Linked DNA regions of Homo sapiens: region 1 is linked to region 2. A link is an interaction called in ENCODE POLR2A ChIA-PET data of the cell type or tissue named here. Cell type or tissue: CD4-positive, alpha-beta T cell. All regions are shown on one strand. Links, peaks and the distances in the headings refer to the core of each region. The heading gives the core; the rest is flanking DNA. Region 1 overlaps PPP2R2D (protein phosphatase 2 regulatory subunit Bdelta). Region 2 overlaps BNIP3 (BCL2 interacting protein 3).

Region 1 (9,568 bases), core at 991-8,990, 65 kb before region 2:
ATGCCCAAACGCAACCTTGAGGGAGAGATGTTGGTGAGAGATAAGAGATGGGTGGCTGGGTACGGTGACTCACACCTGTAACCCCAGCACTCTGGGAGGCTGAGGCGGGTGGATCACTTGAGGTCAGGAGTTTGAGACTAGCCTGGCCAATATGGCGAAACCCCATCTCTACTAAAAATACAAAAATTAGCCAGGCGTGGCAGGGCCGGCCTGTAATTCCAGCTCCTCAGGAGACTGAGACAGGAGGATTGCTTAAACCTGGGAGGTGGAGGTTGCAGTGAGGCGAGATGGTGCCATTGCACTCCAGCCTGGGCGTCAGAGCGAGACTCCGTCTCAAAAAAAAAAAAAAAAGGAGAGAGATGGCCGGGCGCAGTGGCTCACGCTTGTAATCCCAGCACTTTGGGAGGCCGAGGCAGGCAGATCACAAGGTCAGGAGATCGAGACCATCCTGGCTAACACGGTGAAACCCCGTCTCTACTAAAAATACAAAAATTAGCCGGGTGTGATGGCGGGCGCCTGCAGTCCCAGCTACTTGGGAGGCTGAGGCAGGAGAATGGCATGAACCCGGGAGGCAGAGCTTGCAGTGAGCCGAGATCGTGCCACTGCACTCCAGCCTGGGCGACAGAGCAAGACTTTGTCTCAAAAAAAAAAAGAGAGATGGGCAGTTCACAGGGGTTTTTATCGTGCACTGCTGCTCAGGCTGTAGAACTTAAGGTATAGCAGATTTTGTTTGTTTAGATTTGTGGCTTGTGAGGCATTTTGTTCTTGAAGGTTTTGTTCTGGGCCAAGTTCAGCTCTGTAGAGCTTTACTACAGCCCTGCACTCTGGCCGTCTTTCTGCCCTCTCTGCAATGGGTAAGGAGAAGGAGCCTTAGAGATTAAGGCCTGGGTCCTCTCCTGACTTCAGTGGGGTGATGCCCAGTGCACAGGAAGTGGTGCAGGGCTAGGAGTAGGCACTCCTGACTTTGGAGGTCATGAAGTGAGTGACATAGAAAAGCCTTTGGTTTTTGTTTTGATTTCTGTTTTGTTTTTAAAACTAATAGTTTTGGGCTGGGGAATCAGAATCAACCTATGGTGAAAGTGCTGGCCTATGTAAAATTTGATGCGCACCCCACCCCCCTTTTTTTTTTAAAAGAATTGGGTTTAGCTATGGGTCAGGTCATTTTGCTAAGAGTTGTGATTCCACTGGGTCATCAGACTTCCCATCCCCCTGCAGGTAGGAGTAGAGCTGAGCTCACAAGGAAGTTATTAAGTGTCCTGCTGATGAGCAGGTGTATAAGCAGCAGTCAGTGGTGACTTGCATCTCCTCCCTTTGCTGGAAGGTGGGACTAGGTGAGTTTATATGCTGAGTTGACCAAGAGTTAAAATAGTAAAACCAGGGGGCTTCCAGCAGGAAGCAAGTAGAAAAGTTGTTTGTTAGCTTCTAATTCCACGATGTTGCGGTTCTAAACGGTGGCTCCTTTCTGGAAATTGTTAACTGTTGTGCAGATTTTTTCTGCATGTTATGGAATCACCTTCACCCAGCCCCTGCTCCCTCTCCTGGAACGTACTTCATTCAGCATGTGATGTGTTTTGCAATGTCACATGGTATTTCATCCTTTGCTTCTCTCTCTGGTAGACTGAGCTCCTCAAGCTTGAAGGCTGGCTGTCCCCCTTCCCACCCCAGCCCTTGTAGAGGACCCAGCACGAAGGTCATGATAGGTAACAGTTGCTGAGTGGTCATTCTGTGCTAGAGATTGCTCGCAGTGCTTTTCCTATGTCAGTGAATCTTCACACCACCGAAGAAGGAAGGAAATACTGTTCTTCCCAGTCTCAGATGCAGAATCCGAGGCGTGGGAGCAATTAACCTGGGTCACAAAGCGAGTGTATGGCAGGGCCAGGGTTTGGAGCCACGCCGACTGGCCGCAGAGCCGTGGAGCGCTGTACTGCTTCAGCGACCATTTGCAGCCAGCACAGTACTGATGAAGCCCCACTGTGGCATGCGGCCGTCCAGCCTTGGGATGGAGCTGTTCTTCTAAAGCTCGGTGAAAATCTTACTACCAAGAGGCGTGTGAAAATGCTTTTGAAGGCAAATGAAAATGGAATGCCTTTAAAGGAAGTCTGTGTCAAAATGATAGAAGATTAGTAACAAGGATTCAAGAATAGCATCACTTTCCAACCAATTCTCAAACTATTTGAAGAGTAGATACCACAGAGACAGTAAGTAAGTGAAACACCTGCACGTCAAGCAAGTGCTGCAGCACCTTTGCCTGTGATGTCACTTTCCACATGACTGCAACCTGCTTACCTGCAGGGAAGCTATGGGTCTTGCTCCTTTATATATTACACTAATTGCTCCTATGGAGAAACCGTGGGGAGGGGTTGGGGGAGGAGGGTCTTATATTGAACCTGGTTTTATATAGCTTTATAGCTTGATAACAGCTGGTTCCTTTCTTCTCAGAATTTGTAGTTTTAAGTGTATTGGGGTTTTATTTGTTGATTTTGCTTTAATCAGTTTCTTAATCCATGATCTGTTGCTTTGAATTAGACATTAACCTGTTTCTAAAGAGATAGACTAAACAAAACTAAAGGTTTGTTTGCTTAAGTCAAGCTTGAGTCTGGGGAGTTATGTAAGTAACATAGATATCTGGTTAATCTGGTAGGATAGCCTTTCCAAGGGAGTTTACATTGGTACTTTGAAAGAAACATTTTAAGTCGCAGAAAGGTAACAAAAATTAAGTTAACTGTAGCATCAGCACCAGAAAGTTACTGTTTCATTGAATGTAAGATAATGTCTGGCTCGGTGGCTCACGCCTGTAGTCTCAGCACTTCAGGAGGCCAAGATGGCAGGATCCCTTGAGCCCAGCAATTTGAGACCAGCCTGGGCAACATAGTGAGATCTTGTCTCTACCAAAAAAAAAAAAAAAAGAAAGAAATTCGGGACGTTTGCCAGGTATGGTAGTACACACCTGTAGTCCCAGCTACTCAGGAGGCTGAGGTGGGGGCATCGCTTGAGCCAGGGAGGTTGAGGCTGCAATGAGCTATGATTGCACCACTGCACTCCAGCCTGGGCAATAGAGTGAGACCTTGTCTCAGAAAAAAGAAAAAATAATAATAATTATATATGTATATATATAATCTTTGAAATTAGGTGTGTCTTTTATATATAATCTCCTATAATGTCTTTTATATGTATATATAAAATCTACATCTAATTTCAGAGATACTAAGATGTGGGGAAATGTACTTAGAATCAATGAAATACGGTGTTGGTGAATGCAAAACTTGTCAGTCATATTTATTGATTTCTTCTGTGTACAGATAATGGGCATTTGGTATTTATTCATTTATATTTTTTTTTTGGTCTTAATGGGACATGGTGTCTGCTTATTTGAATTATTTCCGGTCTGATTTCTATATTCCATTGTAGAATTTTCATTTACTTAATATTTATATCTGTGCCATTGAAGAGAACCTTCAGGAAAGCATCCTCTGGGGAAGGCCATCAAACAAGCAAACAGTCTAGTAATATTTTGCAGTTTGACTTATGAGAGCTTCATAGGAAGCCTCTGCCTTTAGGAAGTCAGTTGTATGCCTTAAGATTCACAGACTCGCCGGGCGCAGTGGTTCACGCCTGTAATCCCAGCACTTTGGGAGGCCGAGGCGGGCGGATCACGAGGTCAGGAGATCGAGACCATCCTGGCTAACAGGGTGAAACCCCGTCTCTACTAAAAAAAATACAAAAAATCAGCTGGGTGTGGTCGCGGGCACCTGTAGTCCCAGCTACTGGGGAGGCTGAGGCAGGAGAATGGCATGAACCCAGGAGGCGGAGCTTGCAGTGAGCGGAGATCACGCCACTGCACCTCCAGCCTGGGCAGCAGAGCGAGACTCCATATCAAAAAAAAAAAAAAAAGATTCACAGACTCATCATGCTTAGTACAGCCACATCTTAACGCTCAGGAGGCTGGCCTGGTCATCGTTACATCGTGAAGTTAAGTTTACAAGATATGTGGTGGTATTGAATCATACCTGGTGATTTTCCACGTTCCCTGATTTTAAGCAGTCTGCTGTTCTGATGGGAAGTTCCAGGTTGGGTTTGTGTCTGCTGTTTTCAACTCTGAGGGCCCCTTTCTGAGCTTCAGCTCGCTTATCTAGAAGTTAAATCAGAAGCTTTTTGTTAAGATCAAACAATGTGCAGTGCTGTTGCAACTTGAAAAGTGCTTTTCAAGTATTAGATACAACTGTTAATTCTCTTGTATTTTAAAGTATTGGGGCTTGGTTTTAGCTATATTTAAACACAAAAATAGCAGTTTCTTGTTTTTCCTTACCTGCTTCATGTCCATCTACCCAGATCCCTTCCACTGGGCCTGGCCTCTTAATGTTTACGTTATTATTCAGTGATTATTCCCATCCCTTGATCTTTGCTCCTGTTTCTTTCTTTGCCTAGAGTATTTATTTTGCTTCCTGTCCATTCCCTAAGCCCTGCTGATCCTTCTAAATCCACCTCCAATCCCACTTGGCGAGTCCCTGCTCCAGCTCCCCTCAGCGTTCAGTGTCGTCTTAGACTCCAGATTTCCCTTTCACACTGTGTTCCATGTTGTTTAGCAATTGGCTGTGTCCTGCTTGTGGTTCCCTTATTTTATCACATGTATTATTAGGCTCGTCTCTCCCACTGGATGTCAGTCAGCATATGGAATGTCATGATATTACCAGGTGATGGAGAGGAATTGTGCACGTGGAATTTGGTACACATCCCTTTTTCACCCTCTTCAGGCTTTGTGTTAACTTGGGAAGTTACTTACTCTTTTCTCATCTGTTAAACGGGTACTATTACTTGTGACCATTACAGGGTTGCTGTGAAGATTCCAGAAAATGTATGGAAAGCTCTGACAAACAAACACGTTAACTGGTAACTGTTCAGAGGCTGTTGTCTTAAGAGACCCTCTTGCATAGGAAAATAGCTGACTCTGTCACTTCAGGGAGCCAGTTTAAGAAAAATGAAGGGTAATGCAGGGGCCAGCTTTCAGCTTGGCACATCTGAAAAGTTCACGACAGCATACCAAAGGGCTGCTAGTGCTGGCTGTTGGAAATAGAAATGCAGTTCTTGCCTTCAGGAAACGCTGTTTGGACACAGACAAGCAGGTGGGTCCTTGCACCATGGCTGGACCAGAGCACACTGAGGCAATGTGAAGAAGTACCCAGTACACAGACTTGGGTAGGGAGTGGAGGGGAGGACATCAGGGTATAAGAAGAGGGAGGAAGGGAAGGGGAGGAGAATGTTCCAGGTGGAGAGTGCTTGGTGTGGAGGTTGGACAGAGCATGGTATGTTCTGAGAGGTCAGTGCTTGGCATGGTCCTCTGGCAGAAAAGGGAGTGGCTGTGATGAGCAGGAGGCTGGCTGGGGCCACAGGATGATGAATAAAGGACTTGAATCGTGTGCTCAGGACTCTGAGTGATTGTGAGCTTTTCAGATCCTAAGCGGAGGAGCGACATCAGCTTTGTTTTTAACAAGGTCACTCTGCCCTTTGGAGAGTGGATGGTGGTGGGTAAGAATGGAGATAGGAAGTTACTGCAATAATAAAGATTGGGAAAATGGGCTTACTCTAGTTTCGGGGTGGCCAAGCTTTTTTGTAAAGGGCCAAATGGTAAGTATCTTAGACTTTCAGGCCATCCTGTCCCTGTTGCAACGACTGAATTCAACTCTGCCTTTAGCAGGAAGACAGCCATAGACCCTGCAGAGATGGATGGGCGTGGCTCTGTGCCCTGCTTCCACAGGAGCATGCCTACAGAAAACAGGCAGCTGGCCAGATGTCGCCCAGGTTGTGGTTTGCTAAACCCTGACCTAGAGTTGGTTTGCAAAGTCTTTTGGTGCTGGAATAATTTTATACTCTTAATAGTTATATTGAGGATCCAGAGAGCCTTTGTTTGTGCTGGTTATCGCTGTTGATGTTTTCTATATTTGAAATTAAAACAGAACAACTTACAATATTTATTTTACTTTAAAAGAATCTACTACATGTTAACATAACCTTTTTAATGAGAAACAACTTTTCAAAAACAAAAAGATTAAGCAAGAAGAACAGTGTTGTTTTACACTTTTGCACATCCTTTTAAAATATGAGGTTTAAGAGGTGACGGCTGGATTCTCAGACCTGCTTCTGCATTCCGTGTGTTCCAGTTGCTTTATTGAAATGTGTAAGGAAAATGTGGCGTCACACTTCCATGTGGGCAGAAGAGGGGTCATCCTGGAGGCTCTTAGCGATGCACCATAACTCGCCAGGTGGCAGCGTGTTTGAGTGTGCCGGCCTTTCGGAGTCAGTGACGTTTCTGTACTCTCTTCCGTCAGAACCCTGAGGTCTGTCTTGTGCTCAGAGTGGGTCTTTTGCTCATGGACATGATTTGGTAACATCACACGGGGGTTGTTTGGAAATATTGTTACATGGAGTTGTTTTTTTTTCTAAATGTTAACACATTCCATTATGTAAACTTGAAGAAAATCCTATTTTTTAATGTCATCACTGATCTCATCAGAAGAAAAAGTGAGAAACTGTCAAATTAGCAGTAGTAGAGAAAAGTTTTCCAAAATTCTAATTTTCTCTTGAAAGCTTGGATTTTATCATTGGTAACAAATACTGTCAGTTACTTTCTGTGAAGTGAGGGACGCAGTGTGTTCATTTTCAAGTCAATTTCTGCCAGATACCAAATTCTTAATAACCAAAGTTGGTCAGTTGTTCTTTCAAATAAAAATGGCATTCCATGAAAAAAAGGGCTAGTTCAGCTTGTGTGATACTGTGGAATATGTATTTGGTCTTCCCTAGTACACAACTCCTAAAATCCTCGGGCTCGTCAGTGATGTCTTCGTAATGCGTTGGCTAAGGGCCGGCAACCCCTGGGTAGCTTCAGAACAGGGGCTGGTCACCAGAAAGACCTAGGCAGGATTAGAAGGTTGGGACTTTCAGCCCCGATCCCCAACCTCGGGGAGTGGTGAGGGGTGGGGGAGCTGAAGGTTAAGCTGATCACCAGTGGCCAAACAGTCTTGCCTATGTATGGACTGGGTTTGAAGATAGCTTCCAGATGTTTCTGGAGGGGGGCCCACCCAGAGAGGACACGGGAGCTCTGTGTCTCAGCCCCCGTCCCTCGCCCTGTGCATCACCTCAGTGTCCTCTGTAGTCTCCTTTATAATAAACCGCTAAACTAAAGTGTTTCCCTGAGATCTGCGTGCTCAGTGAGGGTTGTGGACACTCTGATTGATAGCCAGTCAGTCAGAAGCACAAGTAACACAACCTGAGGCTTGCCGTTGGCTCTCGAAGTGGGGGGCAGTCTTGTGGGACAGAGCACTCAACCTATGGGATTTGATGCTTTCTCCCAGCATCAAGATTTAATGGAATCAGGACCCCAGCCAGTGTCCGGCTGCAGAACTGACTGCTTCCTTGCTGCTGGGGAGAGGTCCCCACACCTCTGGTGTCCTAAGTGTGCTGTGAGGATGTGATGGGAGAAACTGAATTTTGTTTTTTGTTTTTCAACCCCAACAACTGTACCGTGTGCTTTTTCTTGAGACAGTTGTACTTGGGGATGCAGCAAAAGTTCTTTTGTGGCACATTTTATCACAGGGTTGGAATTGAATAAAGTGGTGAATTATTTTAACTGTTCATCAGGGAATAAGCTAAGCAAAACTGGCCTTTTTCCTTTTTCTTTCCCTTTTCCCTGCCTGTGCAGGGCGTGGAGAGGAGAGCTCGGGGCTGCTGCCACAGATCATGCTGAGCCGCCAGCAGCTCCACCTGCCCTTGGCTTTGCTCATCCGTGGAAATGACAACAGCGTGAAAACGGCAGATGATGTACAAGGATTATGATGAAAATAGTCTTGACCTCACGGACCCTCTGAGAGGTTCTTGACCGTTGCACCCTCAAGGGCCCACAGACCGCACTTTGAGAACTGCTGCTTGAATGCAAGCTATTAGCAGTAGGAGTGTCAAGGACAGGGCAGACTTCAGGATTAACTGTTCCTTCTCATCTTTACCAGATTGTACTGGTTTTGTCTCAAAATACAAAAATAGAGTGTTTATTATGTAAAGAAAATCAAATGATAGAACAGCTGAGAACAGCTGGATCAAGAGCACAGAGCGGAAGTTCCTCTTCATCCCACTGCTGTCCTGGAGTCTTCCTCAGGACCCACTGCTCCTAACTGTATCTTTGTAGATCATTTTCTATGTGTTTATTTATTTATATTTTAAAACCTAGTTTGTGTATAAGCAATCTTTTTTAATCCACAAATGTGGAATCTTATTCTAGACTTTGAATAAGATTTTCTGTATTAGTCAGTATTGTTTTTTGCTACTTCTTTTCCTTTCCTTTCCTTTTTTGGAAATAGGGTCTTACTCCTCTGTCACCCAGGCTGGAGTGCAGTGGTGCGATCAGAGCTCACTGCAGCCTGATCAGGCTCAAGCAATCCTCTCCCTGCTCAGCCTCCTGAGTAGCTGGAACTATAGGCTTGCACTGCCATGCCCAGCTTTTTTCTATTTTTTGTAGAGACAGGGTTTTGCTGTGTTGCCCAGGATGGTCTTGAACTCCTGGACTCAAGTGATCCTCCCACCTCGGCCTCCCAAAATGCTGGGAATACAAGCATGAGCCATGGCATGTGGCCGCCACTTGCCTTTTTTCATTAAGAGTCTATAATTGGAGATCTTACAGGGAACTGGGCTTTCTGCTCAGCCATACTCGAGCTCATTTGACCCCCGGCCACTGCCCCTTGAAATGTAAGTACTACTGTGTTGCCTTCATCATACACATGAGACGATCAAGTATCAGGAAGATGAAGTTACTTGGTGAAGGTCTCAGAGCTAATAGGTGCTATACCCATTATTTGCATGCAGACATTCTGAGTCCAGAGCCCATACTTAAGTTTTTAACCAGGCTGCCTTTTTATGTGGCTCATTTTATCCTTTTTGATGGCTGCATAGTATTCCCTTAGTTATTTAGTCCACTGTTTCTAATGACAGTGCAGGAGAGTCTCGTCCATCCTTCTGCCCTTCCTGGGTGGCAGACATCCAGGAGTGGGTACACGGTGTCAGAGGCTGTGCACATTTCTTGTTTCTATTCTTTGAATTGCTTTGATTACATCTTTTGTCCATTTTTCTGCTGAACTTAAAAAAGTCAGTCTGTAAAAGTGGTTTTTTTGGTTTGTGTGTTTGTTTTTTTGAGATGAAATCTCGCTCTGTCACCCAGGCTGGAGTGCAGTGGCACTATCTCGGCTCACTGCAACCTCCGCTTCCCAGGTTCAAACGGTTCTCCTGCCTCAGCCTCCCGAGGTGTGATTACAGGGATGCCACCATGCCCGGCTAATTTTTTTTTTTTTTTTTTGTATTTTTAGTAGAGTTGGGGTTTCACCATGTTGGCCAGGCTGGTCTCGAACTCCTGAGCTCAAGTGATCCGCCCACCTCGGCCTCCCAAAGTGCTGGGATTACAGTTGTGAGCCACCGCACCCAGCTTGTAAAAGTTCTTTATGCATTATGAATATTAGTCTCCTGAGTTTTTAAAAATTGTTGACCTTGAGTTTTAATTCCTCTGCCCCCATTCCACACTCTCCTCTCCGAG
Region 2 (10,081 bases), core at 2,081-10,080:
ATAAAGGAATTCTGATGTCATGCCATCCACATTCTCCAAATGTAAGACTGAGAGATGACTGCTTCCAAGGTAGCATCAACAAAGATTTTTACAAATGAAAACGTTAGATTTAACACCCGAATTAAGCGTGGAAAGGTGAAACATCAAGGCGGCAGGCAGCCTTTCTAAAAAGTTTGCTGTAGGAAAGATAATGTCAAAATAGGGACCAGTCCTGGTTTCATTAAGAAGCTATCATGACGTCTGATTTTAAACCATATGTAAATACAGTAATCTGAAGGATTTGGCAAAGATTTATTTTTTTTTCCATTTCCAGTTTTTTAAAGTAGACACAGATTTGCTTAGAATAAAGCTGATTTTAAAAGCACACAAAAGTTGAACACAAAGGAGAGGATTAAATTCACCAATGCAGAGTGATAAAGAGGAAAAGATACTGAGTAGGTGCCTTCAGCAGAAAACTGATCATCCAGGGTGATCACCTAATAATCGGAGACTTAATTCCTTATAATGCAAAAGCAAGAAGAGTTTAGTGTACGAACTGTACAGCTGAGTTTGTAGCTCTATCTTGGTTTCTGTTGATTATGAACAATTAGCATAGTTATATATAATCTTTCTTTAGTAGACAACCTGCATCCATTTAAATTAAATAATACTTTCTACAATAGTGTGATATATAAGGCCACAATATTTATTTTGGACAAACCCCTTAAAGTAGCGATTTTATTATCAATGTTATTCATTCTTTTGAAATATAAAGTACTTCAGCTGAATTAAGGTTGCAGATAATTTTTAAAATACAACACACATCATGACTAGTATATTAAAATTATTTATATTCAGATATTTATATCTAATATCAAATGAAAATTTACTACCAAATTTTCACAGTAGACATTAATCAGTCTGACATGCTTATTGATCCCATAGGTGTAATTATAGATCAACATGATTTTAGTGTCTATTCTTTTATTTTACTAAATTAGGAACGCAGCATTTACAGAACAAATAAACACAAGTGACGTGGCCACCCCAGGATCTAACAGCTCTTCAGTGAGCTATGTTGCAAGCTCAGAAGTAATCCACTAACGAACCAAGTCAGACTCCAGTTCTTCATCAAAAGGTGCTGGTGGAGGTTGTCAGACGCCTTCCAATATAGATCCTTCACAGAAAAATTATCAGTAGTTAATGTATCTTGTGATTCACAGGAGACTGTGTTACAGCTGAAACAGGGTAGCTCACTGTGGTTAGAGCTTATGCAAGGGGACTGGTGATTTTATACCCATTATAAAAATTTTGTAATGAATCTATCTGTGATCTTTTATCTAGTGTTTTATCAATATGTATTTTGTATTAATTAACTTAGAAAACATCAGATCGTATTCTTACATAGAAGGATCACCAAACCGAATGCTGTTTCCACACAGAAAGCTTCTGCTTTGTTCCAACTCAGTGCTGGGGGAAGTCACCTACCAGGGCAAGATGGTGTTGCTAGTTCATCACCACCAGCCTCACCAAAGCCAACTGCTTAAAAATGAAGCCCCTGCCCTCATGTGGTTTAAGTTTGGTAGTGGGAGAGATGTCCCAAACTAAAGATGCAGGAGTGTCAGAAAAGGCTTTTCGGCAATAGAGAGGCTCGCTCCAGCTGACCAGCGGGCATCACTCCCGGAGGGAGGAGGATGGGTCTCCAGGAAAGGGCAGAATCGGAAGCCTGGCTGGCCTGGCCTGTGGGCGGTGGTGTGGTGGGCACTGTGAGCGCAGACAGTGCTGCAGCAGCTTTCGGGGCAGATTTTATCGTGTGGTTCTGAAAAGCAGCTGAGGGGGTGTGGGTCGCCAGTGGCAGCATCAGGCTCTGAAAACCCGGGCAGGACGAAGGACAGTAGCTGGGAAGTAGTGGCTGCAGAAATCCATCCTGAAACGAAGGGCTTAAACCTTGTATTTAAAATGAGGATCCCGAGGCCTTGCCCCCAGAGTCTGCTTGACAGTTCTGGAAAAGGCTCCAGAAAGCAAACTGCCTGGTGATGCTGATGCAGTCTGTAGGTCTGACTCCCAAAAGCACCAGCAGAAATGAAGGTGACGGGTTATGGGGGGGACGTGAGAATGTGCCCAAGAGCTAGGAGAAAGCCACGCACACGGGAGGGCGAGGTGGAGACACGGGCAGCGCTCAGGTCCCGGCCCAGGAAACTCAGTGGCTTTTATCCCGTTTCCTTCAACCCCAGATGTGAGCCCTCTGGCCAACCTACCTAACCCACCTGCCCCCAGTGGCATTCCGGTCTTTCCAGTCTGTCCAACACACGGCAGCCACAGAACACTGTCTGCACGCCAGGACTAGAGCCCTCCTCCCCGCTGAGAGGCTGGGACCAGCCCGAGGAGGAGCCGTTTTGGCTTCCCGCTCTGGCTCTTCACCACCGCTGCGGCGAACGCTCTTCAGAACCCACAGCGGCGCCTGCCTGGTCTCTGTGTTTTCTGCAGGGTGAGTGAGTATAAGCAGCCAGGAAAGGCCAGGCGCGGTGGCTCACGCCTGTAATCCCAGCACTTTGGAGGCCGAGGTGAGCCATCCCTTGAGTTCGAGATCAGCCTGGGCAACGTGGCGAAGCCCCGTCTCTATTAAAAATACAAAAATTAGCCAGGCCTGGTGGTGGGCACCTGTAATCCCAGCTACCCAGGAGGCTGAGGCAGGAGAGTCGCTTGAACCCAGGAGGCAGAGGCTGCAGTGAGCCGAGATCACGCCCCTGCACTCAGCCTGGGCAACAAGAGCGAAACTCAAGCCAGTAAAGTCGGAGACTGCATTGGTTCCTTCATTGCTGAGAGTTACTAGAACAACAGTCCTGTCTGGAGGAAGTACAGCAGGTAACTGAGACCCTCCACCTACAGCAGAGCTGGGTGCATTCCCGCCACAGTACTACACAGAAATGAGACTGCTTTCACCTACACACAGGACAAAGAGGTCAGACCTAAGAAGCCCTGCTTTGACTCCGTTTATATTCAGTGAGCAACAGGCAGACTCGTCAGGCCAGACAGCAGCACCACAGGGCGCCTGTGCTGGGGCCTTTGGGGGCTGCAGGCTGGTGGTTTCTGGACCTGAACAGTGACTACGTGGGTGTTTGTGAAAATGCACCAAGCTGTAACTGATGATCTGGACTTCAGGAAACAGGTTACGAATAAATCACTGCAACCCAGAATCGCCCCACGACATGCCATGACAGGAGTCACACAGTCACATCACCTACCCCAATCCGATGGCCAGCAAATGAGAGAGCAGCAGAGATGGAAGGAAAACTTTCAGAAATTCTGCAGAGAATATGCCCCCTTTCTTCATGACGCTCGTGTTCCTCATGCTGAGGGTGGCCGTGCGCTTCGGGTGTTTAAAGAGGAACTCCCTGAGGCGGGAAGAAACGTGTCAGCTGATGTGTCCTCTGTCAAGGGGTGCCCCCGTGACACTGAGAACACACTCACTTGGGGGGAATATTTTCCGGCCGACTTGACCAATCCCATATCCAATCTGAGTTTTTCTTCAAGATGCTTTCAACTTCTTTCCTTCTTTCAATATCATCTTCCTCAGACTAAGATAAAGTCAATGTTAAAGGCAGATCAGTGTACCACACGTGACACGGGAAAGCACCCAGCTCCCACCCGAGCTTCAGATCCGCAGGCTCAATTCAAGAGCCCAGAGGCACATGTCAGTGCCTCGGACCGTGGTCCAAGGGGAGTCCTGGGGCTGGGGGCCTTCCCCGGGCCGCGCCGCACTCCCGGCTCACAGCACGCTCGCCGCCTCCAGGGACAGATCACCTCTGGGGGAGCCCCACTCAGGGCGTAAATACATTTGGTTCACTGTGAGATTCTGGGGGTACTGACAGCGGCAAACACTGTCCTAGGGAAGTCACGTGACATGAGGGCAAAGATGGTGACGGCAGCACTGGTTATAAGAAAAGAAAATGAAAACAGCCGAAAACGGCTCAAAACAGGGACATGACGAAGGAAGGGACACTGTATAGTGAGCAGGTTTACAAGATGCTTCCGGGATAAGCAGGAGGGAAAAGGCAGAAATGTCCACATAACCACAGCTGCGGCCAAATCCTCAGAATTATATAACAGCACGAAACATTAAAGAGGATTTTAAATCTGAGAGTCTAAGTGTTTTTCTCTACTTTTTTGCATTTTCAAAATTCTGTACCTGAACATCTAATTCCTTTTAAAACTAGGGGAAGTTTTGTGTAAAACAGTGAAAACGGCAAGACCCTGTCTCAAAAAAAAAGAAATAAAATTGAAAATACTCAAGAATATAGCTCCCCAAACCCACCAAACATCTGGGTACACCCAAGCTGGGTACAGCCCCAAGTGCCCAGGAGCAGGCCGCACGCCCTGGATGCACCCACACACCCACAGCCAGGGCTCCTGGGGCTCCCGAAATCATGCTGCCCCTCGGAGTGGGGCCAGGGGATGTCCCTGAGAAAGCCTGGGTAACAGGGACTCCTTGTTTCCTTGGTGAAGAAAGCCTTGAGGGAAGCGCTAGCACGGAAGGGTCAGCTACTAACCCTGCCTGGAAGGCCATGCTTCCTCACAGAGCTTCCAAAATACAGAACACAGTCCGTCGTCAAAGTTCTCACCAGCAACGAACACCCAAGAAAACACATCGCGCATCTCATCTGCAGCAAGGTAAGGCACTGCCAGATATAACTGAGCAAGACAGTACTGATCACTGCCTCGAACCCTATCTGTGCCGGAGTAGGAAGGGAGAACGATAGTACACCAAGGCAATAACCCCAGGTACACTTTTTCCTCTAAGACTCACTCCGCTTTCACAACAATGCTGAAGGCCGCTCTGTAAAGCCCATTCAATAGCTGTTAACAGAAAAGTCATCTTAGGCTGGACACAGTATCTCACACCTATAGTCCCAGTATTTTGGGAGGATCACTTGAGCCCTGGAGTTCAAGACCACCCTGGGCAACACAGGGAGACCCCGTCTCTACAAAAAAAACTTTTTTAAAAAAGAAGAAAAAGTGATCTTACACTAAATTATCAGGCTGATCAGCCGCTAATGCTACACTGCTCCGGCACCAGTTAGCTCAGGACTAATGCTAGGAAAGGCACAGGGTGTAATTTCCGGCAGGTAGTGAGTGTCTAATGAGGAAGACACCTCAGAGTCACAGCCACAGTGGCCACATGGCCTTAGATGGCCCCGTGGGTAACTCCTGAGTCCCACACAGCATGCAAATATTAAAACCCACTCACTGTCCAACCAGCAACCACGAGGAAAGACCAGCCAGTAGCTGGCTCACTGCCACCCCTTCCAATGGTCCCTCCCTCCTCTCTAGGCTGCAGCCACCAGGGAGCCCTTCCTCCTTTCCGGTGTATCCCTGATGGCAGGCAGGGAGGGACAGGAGGCCCCCGCTGCCTGTCCCACTCGGCGCCTCCCCCGCTCAGCTGAGTGTCCAGCCCATGTGCTTGTGGATGTTCCCACCCACAGTTTCTTGGTTTTTTTGTTTCGCTTTTTTGTTTTTTTTAAAGCAGGAAACACCCTTAAAGCCCGACTTTTCTCTGAGGTGCTCAATTACATTTAAAACCGTTTCCTGTACAAACAGATCACAAATACTTTTACAACTGCACATTCTCCTTCCAGCTTACCTGTGAGCTGTTTTTCTCTCCAATGCTATGGGTATCTGTTTCAGAAGCTCTGTTGGTATCTTGTGGTGTCTGCGAGCGAGGTGGGCTTGGCGATGTGAATAGAATGGGAAAAACAGAACATCATGTGAACATTCTATCATTAGAAGCTCAAACCCCAAAGGCAGTGAACCGCCTCCGTGATGAGGGGCTCTAGCCAGTCAGCGTACGCGTCTTCCCTTCCACCCAGCACCTGCCAGAGCCAAACTCTTCCTCAGCCCTTTTGGCTGAGCACGACAGGAGTGAGCTAGCCAGTCTTCCAGAGAAGACGCAGGGGCAACTGGCAAGCAGCTGGCTTTGTCACCTGCCGCCTTCACGGTCTGGGTCTGTTGCACAGCTCTCAAGGGCACGCGACCTTTGACCACTGTCGGCCACTCTACCTTGGAGTCACTCAGAAGTACTGCTAACCAGGGACCGCTCCTCCTGCGACCACAGCCCCGCTGAGGCGCGTGAGTGCGTTTCTCAGAGTGGGGTTTGTGGCTGTTCCGCTGCCTACTGATGACTTGAACATGGCTCCCCACAGACTAAGTCCCAGGTCACTGCATCCCCAAAGAGGGCGAGGCTCCTATATAAGGACGGACTGCAGCAGGAGCCAGTCCAGAACGCGGCCCGAGGCGAACAGCAGCCCACTGTCCTAGAGGTGACACGGGCACTTCCAGCTGTGACTGTCACCCACTGAAGACATCGGCACTGTAACACATACACTTGTTGATGCGCGCCTACCTGTCACAGTGAGAGCTCTTGGAGCTACTCCGTCCAGACTCATGCTGTGCGTCCAGCAGTATTTTTTCCATGTCTCCATTATAAATAGAAACCGAGGCTGGAACGCTGCCCCCGTTCCCATTATTGCTGAAGTGCAGTTCTACCCAGGAGCCTGATGGGGACAAAAAAAGGGGCGCAGATGGAATTCTCTACCCACTCTGGAATCTGCTCTTGATATCTAACCAGCCTGCCCTTCCATTTCCAAGAGGTAGCAATGGTGCCACACCAGGAACCATCCCTCAACCCCGACTTGAAGACATCCCTCTGCCCACTCTCATGGCAGTGACTGTCCACGCACACACTCCCTGGGTACAGGAAGGAAGCCCCCTGGGGCTGAGACCATGTATCTGTCCAGCTCTTGCAGTCCCTTTATACCAAGCCAATGTCCAATAACTCTGCTGAGTCAACAGAATCCAATTAGAATACTTCCTTGCAGTGAGCTTTTATAAGAAAAAGGCTATTATTTGGAAAAAGAGGTCTTTAAAAAAAACAACAACAACACTAATGTCAACATAAGCTTAAGGGATTTGAAGTTTTCTTTAAAAGGTTTAAGCTCTATTTTTTGTTTCTTTTCGAGACGGAGTCTCGCTTTGTCACCCAGGCTGGGGTGCAGTGGCACGATGAAGGCTCACTATAATCTCAAACTCCTGGGTTCAGGCCATCCTCTAGCTGACACCTCCGGAATAACTGGAACTACAGGCATGCACCACTACTCCTGGCTATTTTTTTTAGGAGATGGGGTCTCGCTATATTGCCCAGGCTAGTCTCGAACTTCTGGGCCCAAGCAGTCCTCTCACCTCAGCTTCCCAGTGTGCTGGGATTACAGGCGTGAGCCACCATGCCCAGCCTCTATGACTTGCATCGTGTGGCTTACTTTGCATTTATATAATTTCTAACGAGGTTGAAGACGGTTTTACAAGTTTGCTAGCCATCTGGATAGCATCTTTTTTGAACTGGTTCTTCGAATCTCTTATTCTTTTCTATTATCTGTCTTTCTCTTATTTGTGGGCATCCAGCAGTATTTTTTCCATGTCACCATTATAAATAGAAACTGAGGCTGGAACGCTGCTCCCGTTCCCTTACTGCTAAAAGTGCAATTCTGGGATAATTCTGTATTCTAGATATATGTTTTTCTGCATTTAAATATGTTGCAAGTAACTTTCCCTCGGTAGCTTGTTCTTTTCACTTCTGATGTCTTCTGATGTACAGAAGTTCTTGATTTTAATTCAGTCAAATGCAGCAATCCCTTCCTGAGCTGAGATATTCTATTCTATTATTTTCACACAGCTCTACTGTTATGACAGTCACATTTAGATCCAAAATCTACATGGATTAATTTTCCCATTGATGTGAGACGGATGCCCCATTTACTGCAGACAGCTCCCGCCTCACTCTGCGCTGGCTGCTTCCTGTGTCAGAAATCAAGCGTGCATATAGGCACACGTCTATTTCTGGGCCCCAGATAATCTCTCTACTTTGTGTCATAGGTTTATTTATTTAAAGCAAATCTGGTAGGAGCTTCCTCTGGTAGCGTATGGAGGATGGAGTGCAGTGGGAGGAAAGTGCAGGCCACAAAAGACAGGGAAACTTATGGACGAGAACAATGGAATTATCTCATTTTTGCAGTCACTATAATTTTAGTAAGCAGAATAATCACCCTGAGCTGCTGACTGTCCTTAAACCAACACAGCACTAATAACACCATGCAATTAGGGGGAAAGGAGCAGCCTCTTCATCCGTCATGTTCGCTGGAAGCAAAGGCAGGTGCACAGCTTTCCACACACACGAGGCATCTCTCCTGAAAGAGGGCTGGCCTAGGCTCCATACGCCACTTGTTGCAGAGTCTATTTCATATTAACCAGAAAAAAGCAAACCGAAGGCCCAGGAAGGAAAAGTGGATTTGCAACTTATGCCATCAACAGTCTCCCAGTAAGCTGCTAACGAAATGATCACACAAATTTTCAAATGAACGCATGATTGTTCTCTTTGGCCTCTCACGTTGCCTCATGTCCTGGCCTACACGAAGCACATCCCTAATACAAAGGCAAGCCAGGGTCTGTCTCGGAGCCTGGAGCTCAATGGAGGAGAAAGGCCCAGGCCAGTCTGCCCCACACTCTGGCAGAGGCTACATGGTGCCTTCTGAGATGTACAGACCACACCATTCCTGAAGCCGCTCATCTGACCAGACAGTATTGCCAAGTACTCTGATGTTCACTAGCCCTCCTTCCCTCTCTGCGGTTCAAGATGCCATGCGGCCGGCTAGCCATGGCCTGCCCCTGAGAGAACGGCACCACAGCCTCTGTTTTGGCCAGCTGTCTTTCTCCGCTGAATCTACAGTATTCAGATTCTGGGCCTGCTTCAATTTACTTGACTAAAGTGTTGTTCAGCTATCTGACGATATGGAACACAAATGCAACTTGAAGGTGTGGTGTCTCTTCTCTGATGCCACTCTTAACATCAAATGTGGGACACCAAGTCACCACCACCGGGGTGTCCAACGATTCAATTCCATTCTATCTACCTAGACTTAGTGTGGAGCCCACAAGACTGTTCCCACAGATGCAAGCAGAGAATGGGGTGTCCAGGTTACCCGTATTTCTGCCAGTGCCTCTACCTACTCAGGGGATCCCACACACCTGCCTCAGGTTCAGTAATTTACTACAATTCACAGAACTCAGAAAAACTCTTTACTTACATTTATCAGTTTACCAGAAACAATTCCAGGGCAGACAAATGGAAATGACATACAGCCCAGATCCCCACCTACCCCACACGTCCCAACCCTAACCCCAACCACACTCTCTGCAACCAGACTCCCACTTACCCCACATGTCCCAACCCTAACCCCAACCATGCTACCCGCACCTCATGGCTCCCCCATCTCCATCTCCAGTCCCCTCCCCTCCTAGGAGGGGCTGCCCTGGGAATTTCTACCTCAAGTAACTATCCTGGGGCCACCCTTGAGCCACTGTATTAGCAGTGTATTCTGAAGGGGCTCCTTACAACTTACACCAAAAATGGTTAACCAAGGAGCACTTTTGGAGTACACTGCTAATAGGGTGACTTTATGAATAACGCACACACTGGTCAGGTTGTTCTGCCTATGGAGTCACCATCTTTTTACTGTTTTACTTTCTTTAATAAACATGCTTAAGACACTTATTGGCACAGCGGTTCATGCCTGTAATCCCAGCACTTTGGGAGGCCGAGGCGGGCAGATCATCTGAGGTCAGGAGTCAGAGACCAGCCTGACCAACATGGTGAAACCCCGTCTCTACTAAAAATACAAAATTAGCTGGGCGTGGTGGGCGCCTGTAATCCCAGCTACTCGGGAAGCTGAGGCAGAAGAATCCCTTGAACCTGAGAGGGGGAGGTTGCAGTGAGCCGAGATCATGCCACTGCCCCCCAGCCTGGGCAACAATAGCGAAACTCTGTGTCTCAAACAAAAAAAAAAGACACTGCTCAGGAAGCCCCAGGGGTTTAGGTGCTCTGCACCAGGAAGTAGGTAGGGTCAAGACCAAACACATACTGTAATCTATCACACAAGGGGCAGGCTGAAGACAACAGGGAGAGGAAGATGAAGGAGAGACAAGTGTATCTCTGTCATCCTCTGCGCTACTGCAACAGAATCCCACAGACTTAGTGATTTACGAACAGAAACTG

The links. ChIA-PET counts read pairs that join two places held together with the same protein. Peaks named below come from ENCODE experiments on the same cell type or tissue, not always from the same donor. Only the 100,000 strongest peaks of a DNase experiment are listed, where the experiment ranks them.
Region 1: POLR2A ChIA-PET joins it to region 2 with 17 read pairs; 19 of 35 experiments call an interaction of 5 or more read pairs at or near these places.

Annotation. Positions count from the first base shown.
Region 1 is chr10:131,903,869-131,913,436 of GRCh38, forward strand. The region is part of intron 2 of PPP2R2D (protein phosphatase 2 regulatory subunit Bdelta); the gene reads left to right. Among named protein-coding and RNA genes, the nearest start is that of PPP2R2D, 7.6 kb to the left of the region's middle. In CD4-positive, alpha-beta T cell, for the core only: no CTCF peak of the experiment used is centred there; a DNase peak (open chromatin) is centred at 4,103; H3K27ac peaks cover 2,151 bases.
Region 2 is chr10:131,967,414-131,977,494 of GRCh38, forward strand. BNIP3 (BCL2 interacting protein 3) reads right to left here. Exons shown (of 6, transcript NM_004052.4): 2 at 6,380-6,530; 3 at 5,621-5,705; 4 at 3,451-3,557; 5 at 3,225-3,374; 6 at 271-1,156. The coding sequence ends at 1,111. It also overlaps a transcript of PPP2R2D not described here. Among named protein-coding and RNA genes, the nearest start is that of BNIP3, 9.5 kb to the right of the region's middle. RefSeq lists an enhancer at 4,854-5,724. In CD4-positive, alpha-beta T cell, for the core only: no CTCF peak of the experiment used is centred there; DNase peaks (open chromatin) are centred at 5,448 and 5,848; H3K4me3 peaks cover 1,401 bases; H3K27ac peaks cover 2,324 bases.